Linked DNA regions of Homo sapiens: region 2 is linked to region 1. Evidence: chromatin loops called from intact Hi-C (ENCODE). Cell type or tissue: Calu3. All regions are shown on one strand. Each heading gives the region's core, and the rest is flanking DNA. Links, peaks and the distances in the headings are about the cores only. Region 1 holds the start of RFX4 (regulatory factor X4). Region 2 overlaps LOC100287944 (a long non-coding RNA gene).

Evidence for each region. A loop is a pair of places that touch in the nucleus more often than their neighbours do. Peaks named below come from ENCODE experiments on the same cell type or tissue, not always from the same donor. Only the 100,000 strongest peaks of a DNase experiment are listed, where the experiment ranks them.
Region 2: it touches region 1 in a loop (3.0-fold over the local background); 2 of 110 quality-filtered maps call a loop at or near these places.

The regions. Positions count from the first base shown.
Region 1 is chr12:106,578,641-106,584,010 of GRCh38, reverse strand. RFX4 (regulatory factor X4) reads right to left here and starts at 1,007. Exons shown (of 18, transcript NM_213594.3): 1 at 648-1,007. The coding sequence starts at 690. The region is part of intron 1 of LOC100287944 (a long non-coding RNA gene); the gene reads left to right. RefSeq lists enhancers at 1-557, 2,046-2,928. In Calu3, for the core only: no CTCF peak of the experiment used is centred there; a DNase peak (open chromatin) is centred at 2,330.
Region 2 is chr12:106,765,095-106,770,464 of GRCh38, reverse strand. The region is part of intron 1 of LOC100287944 (a long non-coding RNA gene); the gene reads left to right. Among named protein-coding and RNA genes, the nearest start is that of RIC8B, 6.9 kb to the left of the region's middle. In Calu3, for the core only: no CTCF peak of the experiment used is centred there; DNase peaks (open chromatin) are centred at 1,224, 2,224 and 3,924.

The DNA of each region.
Region 1 (5,370 bases), core at 312-5,311:
GGAGCCCGGCGTTGGGTGCCCCTTCCTGGCAGAAAAGCTAAAAGCCCGACCCCACAGCCCAGGACTCCCACCTCCCGTTTCTGCGGATTCCCCCGGACCACCGGGTTCGCCGCCGCCACTCCCTCCAGCTGCGCGTCTCTACCAGCCGGAGCCTCGGTCCCCACCTCCCAGGCGCAGTGCGAAGCCGTCACCCTCCCCCGCCTCGGGGCGTTCCGCTCGGCTTCCCGGCCCTGGCCGCCAGACCCCGAGCGCACCGCTATTCCGAGGCCCCCATACCCTAGGAGGACCTGGGTCCGGGAGGGGGCGGTCGGCTGGCAAAGTTTCTGCAAGTGGCACCTCGAGCTCGCCGCGAGCCAGCGCATCTTTACGTAACTTTGTGTCCAGGGCAAGCGAAAGCGCGCTCCTTCGCGCGCGCGCACGCACACACACTCACACACGTACACAATCACACGCTTATACACATACTTCCACGCATCCAGTTACACACATCGCCTCGAATTGAAAACTTCTGCAAGCTCTGCGTTATTCTTTGGGGTTCCACTGTCAAGTTGACCCGTCTGAACTTTTCCCAACTTCTTTCTAAAGTTCCCCCTCTCCCTTCTCCTTCCCTCCCAATGTATCCCCCCAACCCCGCCAGTAGGACTAACCTGTGGAATCCATGTCGGGTTCCTCCAGTAACCCACAATGCATGCTCTTCCCATGGACAGCACAGGCGCCCCCCAAAAGTCCTGATGTTTGGGGATCCCCTGTGCTAGAGATGCCCAGGGAGGAAGGGAGGGAGGGAGGGAGAAGGGGAGAGAGAGAGACGCAGAAAGTGAGGGGGCACAAGGATAAAGGAGGAAAGGAAAAGAAAAGAAAAAGAAGAGGAAAGAAAAGAGAAAGAAGAAAAGAGGAGAGAGAGGGAGAGAAGGGAGCGAGCTCGGAGAAGGGGGAGAGAGAAAAAGCGAGCGAGCAAGGGGACACTCAGTAATCCAGCCGGGCAAAGCCAAACCCGTCAAAATGTTTGCGGATGTTTCATGGGAAAAAGCATCATTTTATAGGAGCCCCGATGGGAGCAATGTCATTGATAGGCCAGCCGGCCTGATGAATGGCCGCTCGTCAGATGGGGCCGTGGCGAGGCGCACTGTGAAGCCCATTGTGGGCCTGTTTTGAATAAGAAAAGCCGCCTCCGAAAAGGGGGGCTCAGAGCGACGCAATCCCAGCCCTCCGACTTCCCCCTTCTATTATAGCATTAGCAACGTTTTTCTTATTTAAAGTTCCAGAGGCCTTCTCCAGCCTTCGCCCGGCACTCATTATAGGCGAAATCAAAATTGGCTTAGATGTGGCCCCCTCCCCCTCCCGGCCCTTCCCCACCATCGGGCCCCGCGCCGTGCTGGCAGGCCGGGAGGGGGGCGCGGGCGGGGGGGGAGCCGCGGGGAACTCCTGGAGCCTGGGGAGTCGCCTGCGCTACCACGAGTGGGGCCCCACTCCCTTCCTTCTCTTGCGCCCCCACCCACCCCCCATTTTGGTCCTGGGTTAGATTTCGGGTGGTGGCCCTGAGAATGCGGGAGGGGGTATGTCTTGACCCCTTGCACGCGGATCCGCAGACACGCGTGGGGAGTGAAGCGAGCTTGAAGGGGAAAGGGTGGGGAAGGGGAACTGAATCCCTAAGACCCCATGCCCCAATATGAGCGTAACAAGGCCGCTAGGCGGGGAGGAGGTGAGTGGCTGGTTCGCCTCCTCCAGAACTTTCTGTCTTCCTCTGGGCCTGGGTCCTTCATCCTGTTTCTCTCCTTCCATCTCGCTGTCTCTCTCCGCCTGTCTCCCGGTGTCTGTTTCTAGCTCTCTGTCCCTCTCGTCCTCTGTGTCTCTGTCTCTGTCCATTTCTCCTTCCTTGGCTGCTAGTGTCTCTGTCCAGACCCTGCCTCCACTTCTCTTTGTCTCCCCCTAGGACTCTGCCCCTCTCTGTCTCTATCCCCCTCGGTCTCTCTGTACTGTCCCCCCTCCCCCGCCTCTTCCCGTAACTCTGTCAGTCTGTCTGTCTCTGTTCCTCCGCCCTCCCCCTGCCCTCCCCACCCCACCGCCGTCCCCCAGTCGGCCTCGAAGTTTGTGAGAAGCCCCGGCATCCAAGTGGGGACGCGGTTTTCCCAGGGACCCCCTCCTCGGCGGAGTTGAAAGTGCAGAAAGAGGGGGGCGAGGGCCGGGGGGTGCTGGAAGTGGAAGTGAGGGGGAGCAAGCTGCGTCTCCTGCGGGCCCCGATAAAGTGGCCGTTCGCGGGTCGGCCGCGCTGTGATTAGAATATGAATGGGGCCCGGCGGGCGGAAGAGAAAGGCGGATTACCCCGGGTGCTTTGACCATGGACAGAGGCAGAGCCGGCGGGCCGCGGCGGGGGCGGGGAAGCGCGGAGTCCCTAACGCCGTGCGGGAGTGGGGGTCTCTAACCCCGGGCCCCTGGCAGCGCGCGGCTTTCCGCGATCCTTCGGAAAGACGCCCCCCGCCCCCTCGGTCCGCCCCCTCCCCACAATCAGAGCTGAGTGGGACAATGTACGGAGACTGGGGAGCCCGAGGGGCCAGCACGTGCCGAGTTAAGGTCACGGTGCGGGAGGAAGAAGGCGGCGCGCGGTACCGGCTGGACAGAGCCCGGGATGGACTGACGGTAGCGCGGGGTTCGAATCCCAGCTCTGTAAATTCCTTCATCGTTCTGGGCCTCAGCTTCCTCGTCTGTGAAATGTAGCAAAGTTGCCCCCTCTCAAGCTTTGGGGGAAGATAACTGAAGCAGTGGTTATAAAAGGAGCCGGGCATTTGCTGTTCCCTCTACTTGGCACTCTGCCGGCTCCTCCTTCCTCACAGGTGCCTAACCGGCCGACACCTTTGCGTCACCCTGGTCTCAGCTGAGCGTCGCCTCCTCGGAGGGGCTGTGCCTGACCACTCTCTGCGAAGGTCCCTTCCTGCCCCGGCCGCTGCCGGGCTCATTACCCGGTTTATTTCTGGAGGACTTTGTTCACCACCCCATGCCCAGTGCCCAGAAGGGCGCCAGGCACATTCTTTCCCGCTGCGATGCTGGTGATGGGAAAGAGGTCGATGGAAACCTTTGGCAGCCGAATGCCATGGTGGCGGTCACCGCGCGTCCTCGTGGTGCGCCTGGCAGCAATGACAGCGGAATTCGAAGTCAGATCTGACTGTTCGCGTTCGCCTTTGTAGCCTTAGCTTCTCTGCCACTGGAATAGGCTGAAGAGTAAAAGCCTTCTTCAGACGGCGGGAGGGTCTGACAGCGCGTAGATGGAGCCTGGCCAGGGGCGTTCCGGTGGCAGCAAGGAGCGCGTCCCCAGGGTGGGCGGCTGCCACCGCCCGGAGAGTCCTTGAGGGATGCCACGGGGGCACGGGTGGTCTCCAGGGCGGATGAGACTATTATTGTTGCTATTATTATTATAATTTTTGCACGCAGAGTGGAGGTGGGTAGGGTGAGGTGAGCCGGGCTCACAGGCCAGGAGTGAGGCGGAAGAACCCGGAGCCAGCCCAGCACAGCTCAGAGCCGGGCCAGGTGCGGCTGGTCCCGGCCCAGCGCTGCTTCACCTGGGATGGCACGAGTTCTCGGGCATGACCATGCTGCAGCGCCTGGGAGCTTAAAGAAATGAAAATAATAATCGCTCATTCGTTCCTTGGCAAATTTTTATTGTGCATCTACTATGTGTCCAGAACTATTCTAGGAAGCGGAGGCTACATCAGTGAACAAAATAGACCAAAAAAAAAAAAAAAAAAATCTTGCTCTCCTGAAGCTTACATGGGAGTGAGGGGAAACAGATAATATATACAACATAGAATTAAGAGGTGGGAGACGAAGTCAAGGGAGGGCCTCTCTGAGAAGCTGACATTTGAGCTTAAAAGTAATGGTATCCAGGGGCTAGTCACAAGGGTGTCATTTGTGACAATTCACTGACTGTGACACTTGTGATTTTGCGCATTTTTTGGAATGTATTTCATACTTCAATAAAATGTTTGCTTAGATTTAATGCTGTCAACATCATAAATAGTAATAGCTACCATTTACTATTAATGTATTCATTATGTGTTTCCACGGGTTCAGGCGTCTTCCATGCATTAGTTCATTTCATCCTCACAACACAACTAATACATATTATTGTCGTCTCCACTTTTAGGAGAACTACTGGGGTTCTGTGTGGCTCTCTTGCCCTTGACAGACACTGTGGACACAGTAATGAATTATCCAATTCCTATCCTGCAGAGGCTTGAAATCTCAATAGAACATAGCACAGGGGCAGGGAGGGGGTGATGGGGAAATTGTGGGTGCTGTGAGAGCAAAGAGAGGGCAATGTGACTGATCCTGGGAGGCTGGTGTCAAGGCAGGCCTCCTGGAGGAAGTGGTGACCCAGGAGCTGAATTAGCCAGACAAGGGGGTTGAGGGTGTTACAGACAGAGGCACAGGCGAAGAGGAGAACCTGTGGAGTGTGTTTGGGACTGGAGCCTGGCCTGGCTGCACACGGAACCCAAGAGAGGAAGAGAGGATTAACAGGCCATTTCATGGGGAGGTAAGCTAGGGCCATGCCAAGAAATGTACCCTGGAAGGGTTTGGTGCATATAGGACTAAATCTACATTTTGAAGAGATCACAAAATGTGAAGAGATCTCAAACTGTGTGGTGGCCAGATGGGGGTTGGTTGCAGGAGGGGGTGGGAGGGAGGGATCAGGATGACCTGACACAGGTACATGGCAGTTGGGGCAGGGTTCAGGAGATACCAAGGAAGCTGTATTCCCAGCCTTGATGTTGATTAGTTGTGGCCAGGGATGGGGAGGGAGAAGGGATTCCCAGGTTTCTGACTTGAGCAATGAGTAGCTATTGGTACCAGGATGTGACATGAGGAGGGAAGACTTGGCAGCAAGAGAGAAGGGTTTGAAGGGCCCTTAAAACTTCCCAGTAGCCCAGTGGCAATGACAGCCAGGCAGACCCACAAAGGTGTGGAGTTGGCACTGCTTGTGCAGACCTGGGTGGCTGCTGAATCCCCTGGAATGGATGAACGAGCAGCATGAAAGAGGAAGGTGCAGGGCGGATCCCTTTTAGATCACGGGGTGTGCTCTGCCTCCACTGCTGTAATCTCAACAGTCCCTGTACTTTCCAAACCCAGCACTCACTTCATTGTAATTATTTATTTGTCTGATGTGGTAGATGGTATTACTTATTCATAATTCTCTCTTCCCTCTCTGGCCTACTCTGGCTTTCCCTCCCGCTGATTTGGGGTTTGGCTATTGGCTTGCTTTCGCCAACAGAATGTGAGTGGACAACATATGTTAAATGAAACCAGAGGCCTTACATGTCCTGGGGGTAGTTTGGCTAGTACTCTTGGACTCCTGACTTGCCTTGAGCAAACCCCACGTAG
Region 2 (5,370 bases), core at 215-5,214, 190 kb before region 1:
CTCTTGAAGTCAGGAGTTTGAGACCAGCCTGGCCAACATGGTGAATCCCCATCTCTACTAAAAATACAAAAATTAGCTGGGCGTGGTGGTGCATGCCTGTAACCCCAGCTACTTGGGAGGCTGAGGCAGGAGAATCTCTTGAACCTGGAAGGCAGAAGTCGCAGTGAGCCAAGATTGTGCCATTGCTCTTCAGCCAAGGTGACAGAACGAGACTCTGTCTCGGAAAAGAAAAAAAAAGAATGCAGTCTCCCTTTGATAGCAAAGTTACTTAACATAGTTTGATCTTTTAACACATATGTAGTGCTCACTGGAGCACAGCATTGTCTTAGATACCATAAAAATTTTTTAAATTTTTCTTATATCCTTTGGGGATATAAGAAACAACCAAACAATAAAGTAATCTTTTTTACTGATAGGAAAAAACAAATTGAACATAGTACTGTGTAAATCAAAGCAAGATAAACATTAATGGGAAGGATAGTAGTCAGAGTAGCCTTCTTGAAGGAGGTGATCTGTAAAGAGGGATGGTGGAGAGAGCATAGAGGGCTCCAAAACGGGGAAATGCTGTAAGAAAAGGTCAGGAGGCCAAAATTAATGAGACTCTTGTTGAGAAATGACACCAACTTGGTTGAACTTGAAAGCCAGCAATGGCGATTTCTTAGAGGTCAGTTTGGTCAGTGGGAAAGGAAAAGTTAAGTATGAGAGATGTTTCATAATCAATGACGACTCTGTAACCAGCCAGTCCAACTTCGACTTACAACATGTTGCATTCCTGAAAACGTTACCTTACAATGCTGTAGGACATAAAATTAAATAGAATTGGGAGACAGGAAGGGAGAGTCTGTTGCTGACTGTCTTCAGATCTTTATGCACATTATTTTATCTCTATCTCATAAAATTAGAGTCGGACTAGATGACTTCAAAGGTTTTTTTTCCAACTCTTAAAAATTTACTTGATTCAGCCTTTCAGCACCTTTATGAGGTTCCTCAGTAATATTCACTGTATTCTGATTGCTTAAATTGAGTCCATGCCGTTAGTCCTAGGCAGATGTCCCTCTAGTTGTTTAATATTGATTGACTACCCACAGTGGGACTCTTAGATTAAGCACACAAAATGGGCTCTGCCCTTTAGGAGTTTTTATTTACCCAAGAGCAGGAATGTGGGTCAGACCTATTTGCATCTCGCTGACTTGGAATCCCATCCAAACACCTCTTGGGAAAACCCAGCGCTTTGGGTGGCAATGTTGTAATGTGGTGAAAGAACCCGGACTGAGAATCGGAAAACCTGGTTTTTAGCCCTGACTCACTGTGTGAGTCTCAGAAGCTGATCATTTGTCAAATTCCTTGAAACCCTTCTGGCAACCAATTTTTTGTATCTAACAGGAAAACCCGAAGCTGAAAGACTCTAGTTTGAATTTTAACTCTGGGTGTACAGGGATAAATCACTTGCCGTCTTTGAGCACCGATTTTTCTCAACTGTAATGAGCATAATTATACCTACTTTGCAGTCAGTTGGAAGGGTTAAAAGAGATGGCTGTCAAAGTGGCCAGCAAGGCGGACCTGGCATGGAGTAGCCACTAAAATGTTAGCTGAACTGGAATGAAAAATGCAACCTTCCTTAGAAAGATGTGAAGATTCAGGGCTAAACATCTTGCTGTTCCTATGGATGCACAAATGCATGAGTTTTGTTGTTGCTGCTGTTGTTTTTAACAACAGCAAAGTGATTCCATTGTGCTGCTTTGGTCTTTAGACTTCAAAGTTAACATTTTAACACTGACATGCTGTAAGACAGTTTTCGGGTAGTGACTGTTATGTGTATGTGTGTGTAAATAGGAATCTAAAACACTCTTTCAGCACCCCCTTCCCATATCAATGCCTTTGCAATTAAGTTTATTGAGATTCACATGTCAGAGGAAATATATTCTCACAACCTTTCTTCCCACCACCTCCTTTTGCAGTAAGGCATTAATTTACTTACCAACATTTGATTAAACTCTTAAGGTTCAACCCTAGGAGGAGGTGGCGGTGGACAAAGGATTATTGTCATTCATCATCAACACATTTTAGTCTTCCCCTTGAGTTGCCTATGAAGGATTAGCATTTCCCTGAAAGGAGGAGGACAGAATAAATTGCGTCTACCGCCAAAGAACTGCCAGCTCCTTTCAGCTGGGGGCACATACCGGGAGCTTTTCCCATATTAGTCAGCTTTATCTCAACTTTTGGGCAGTGCCTACATCTGAATTTCATGGGTTTCAGGGTCAGTCAAAACAGAATTGTAGGGCTGTTGAGGTCAGAGGCCACCTCTGTCAAAGGGTAGTGACCTTAACAGCAAGAGGTAGCCAGTCTCCTCCGTGCTCCCTCCTCCCCCACCCCAGTGACTTCATTCCAGTGAATGCTTGGCTCATTGCACGCCCCCCTGCAGAGCTTTTTTTTTCGACCTGGTAATAAAAATCCTCTGTGACCTGGTATTTTTTTTTCGTTATTATTGATTTTCTTTTATTCCTGTTTCTCTATAGAATAACCAAATCTCAGTCATAGATAATGCACTGGTTTGTTTGTACGTTGGGAAATGACAGAGGGAAAGGTAGTCTGCTATTTATTTACAGTGAGCAGAATGCCACCTCTGGTTTAGGGGAAGATCTGGTGCCCAGCTTAGAAACTGCCTGCAGTTCGTGAGCACAAAAATTTTCCAGAACTTCTGAAACTCTCTTCCACCCCAGTAGGTTCTATTACCACAGTCAAGGTTGATTTTTAAAACTGCAAAACTGCTTAGGAGAGGGGAATGGAAGTTAGGATAGGGGTGGGAAGGTGGGAAGAAAAGTAGGAAGGAGGAAGAGTGTGCTTTAGTAGAAAAAGCACAGACAGGCTCTGGAGTAGTATTTCTTTTATTGTGTTTTAAAAATTAATATATAGAGAGAGACAGAGTCTCACTATGTTGCCATGGTCTTAAACTCCTGGCCTCAAGTGATCTTTCCACCTTGGCCTCCCAAAGTGCTGTGATTGTAGGTCTGAGCCACTGTGCCTGGAGTAATTTTCAGATCCCAGCTCTGCCACTTAAACTGTAACCATCAGCAAGGCATTAAGCTGCTCATAGTCTCCATTTCTTCACCTGTAAACAGAAGCGATTATGCCACTGGTATTGCAGGGAACTTGTGAGAAGCAGACATGGTGAGTCTAATGTGCCTGATACAGAGAAGACTCCAATAAATGGGAGACTCCGTGGATTAAGGCAGATCTATTTCAGAAATATGCCCCTGAGTGTGAGGTGAGGAGGAAAGAGTGTTGCAGACTTCTCATTTAAAGATCATCCTTCTGCCTCAACTATATTTTGGTTCTTAAGACATCTTGCAGTTTATTGTTTCTGAGAGGTGTAGCATATGCCAAGACCTTCTAGATACCGTCCCTCACGGGCACAGTTTGATAGTTCCTTAAGAATTCACTCTTTTAAACTTCACTCAGAGGCTTTTCTTTTCTAGGAGGAGACTTATAAATACCAAATATCAGCACTTCAGCTCTTTCTGAGTCTGATTCTCTTACCCCTGCTGTCACGGTCAGACCTCATTATTTTTCATAATAGATTTTAAACAGCTGGTTTTTAGCTCTTGAGGCATTTATGATGAGAAAGGGAGGCATATAACTGGGGAGTCCTATTTCTCCCGCCCACCAATTCTCTTCACCCACACTCCTTTCCTAGCAACAGCTCTTTCTTCATCTCTTGTGGCCCACGTCTTCCGTCCCACCTACACCAGCAGCAGCAAAATATGGGGGTGAGAGGGCGGCGGCGGGGTTGGGGGAGGTTGAGACACAGGAGGGGGATTGGGGGAAGAGCTTCAGGGAGGAGGCTGGTGAAGCACAAAAGGTTCTGACCTCCTTGGAACAAGAGGAAGCCCCAAGCACTGTGTCCAAGCTGGCTTAGCTTGGGAGGCTGCCAAGGAACTGAAGCAGAGAAGTTCCAGGTTAGAAGGGCAGGCAGCAAAGTGGTAGGGAGGTGGGGGTGGCTGAAGGGCGAACAGAACAGCGCAGTTTAGGGAAAGGTTTGTCAGCTAAGGGAAAACTATGCACAGTGTAGGTTACTGTGGAGTGTCACTACTTGCACAGAGCATGGTTCTCCACTCTGGACAGACAACACTGCAAGAGAGAAACCTGGGCCACATGTTCAGGGAATAGTAGTCCCTGAAGTTTAGAACTTGAGGGTGGAAGGGATCACGTTTCTTAACCTTGACTGCATATTGAATCACCTGGGGAGCTTAGAAAAATACTGATGCCTGGGTCACATTCCAAGTCATTATTTATTGTGGGTGGGACCTATGCATCAGTATTTTTATCTTTACTAATTTATTGAGACAGGTCTCTGTCACCCAGCCTGAAGTGCAGTGGCCCATTCATAGCTCACTGTAAGCCCAAATACCCGGTCTCAAGTGTTCCTCCCACTTTAGCCTCCTGAGTAGCTAGGACCGCAGGTGCATGTCACCACAACTGGCTAATTTTTAAATTTTTTGTAGGGATAGGGTCTCACTATATTGCCCAGGGTGGTCTCAAACTCCTGGCCTCAAGTGATCCTCCTACCTCGGCCTCCCAAAGTGCTGGGATTACAGGTGTGAGCCACTGCACCTGGCTTATACTCAGTATTTTTAAAAAGTTGACCAGGGAACTCTAATGGCGCCAGGGTTGAGAGCCACTGACATCCAATCCTACTTTAGAGCAGGAATGCCCCCTCTACAACAACTTTGGTGAAACCAGAATTTGACCTCAGTTCTCCCTCACTTCAAAGTCGCAAATGGGCCAATTTTTTAAAAGCTTATATTGATGATGATTTGCATACTTAAGGCTCTTGCCCGAGTCTGAATTCTATGCCTCTGCTCTCACTAGACTTCAGAGAGCTTTCCCCTAGGCTTCAGAAGACCTATGGCAACCCTTCCCCAAGTCTCTTCCACTGTAATAATGGGGGTATTTATGCTATCCCTCTTCCTAGGATTTAATTTATATTCTTTTTTTTTCTTTTTTGGTTTTTTTTTTTTTTTTTTTTTTTTTTTTTGAGACAGGGTATCACTGTCACCCCAGCTGGAGTGTAGTGGCGCAATCTTAGCTCACTGCATCCTCCCACCTCAGCCTCCCAAGTAGCTGGGACTACAGGCATGCACCACCACACCTAGCTAATTGTTGCATTTTTTGTAGAGGCACCTGGTCGCCCAGGCTGGTCTCAAACTCCTGAGCTCAAGCTCAAGTGATCTACCCACCTCAGCCTCCCAGAATGCTAGGATTACAGGCGTGAGCCACCATGCCCAGCCTTAATTTTTTCTAATCTTGCAAGTCTGCCTTTAAACAGTGCAAGAGGTTGGGACAAAATAACTGTTTTTGCTGTCTTTCCTT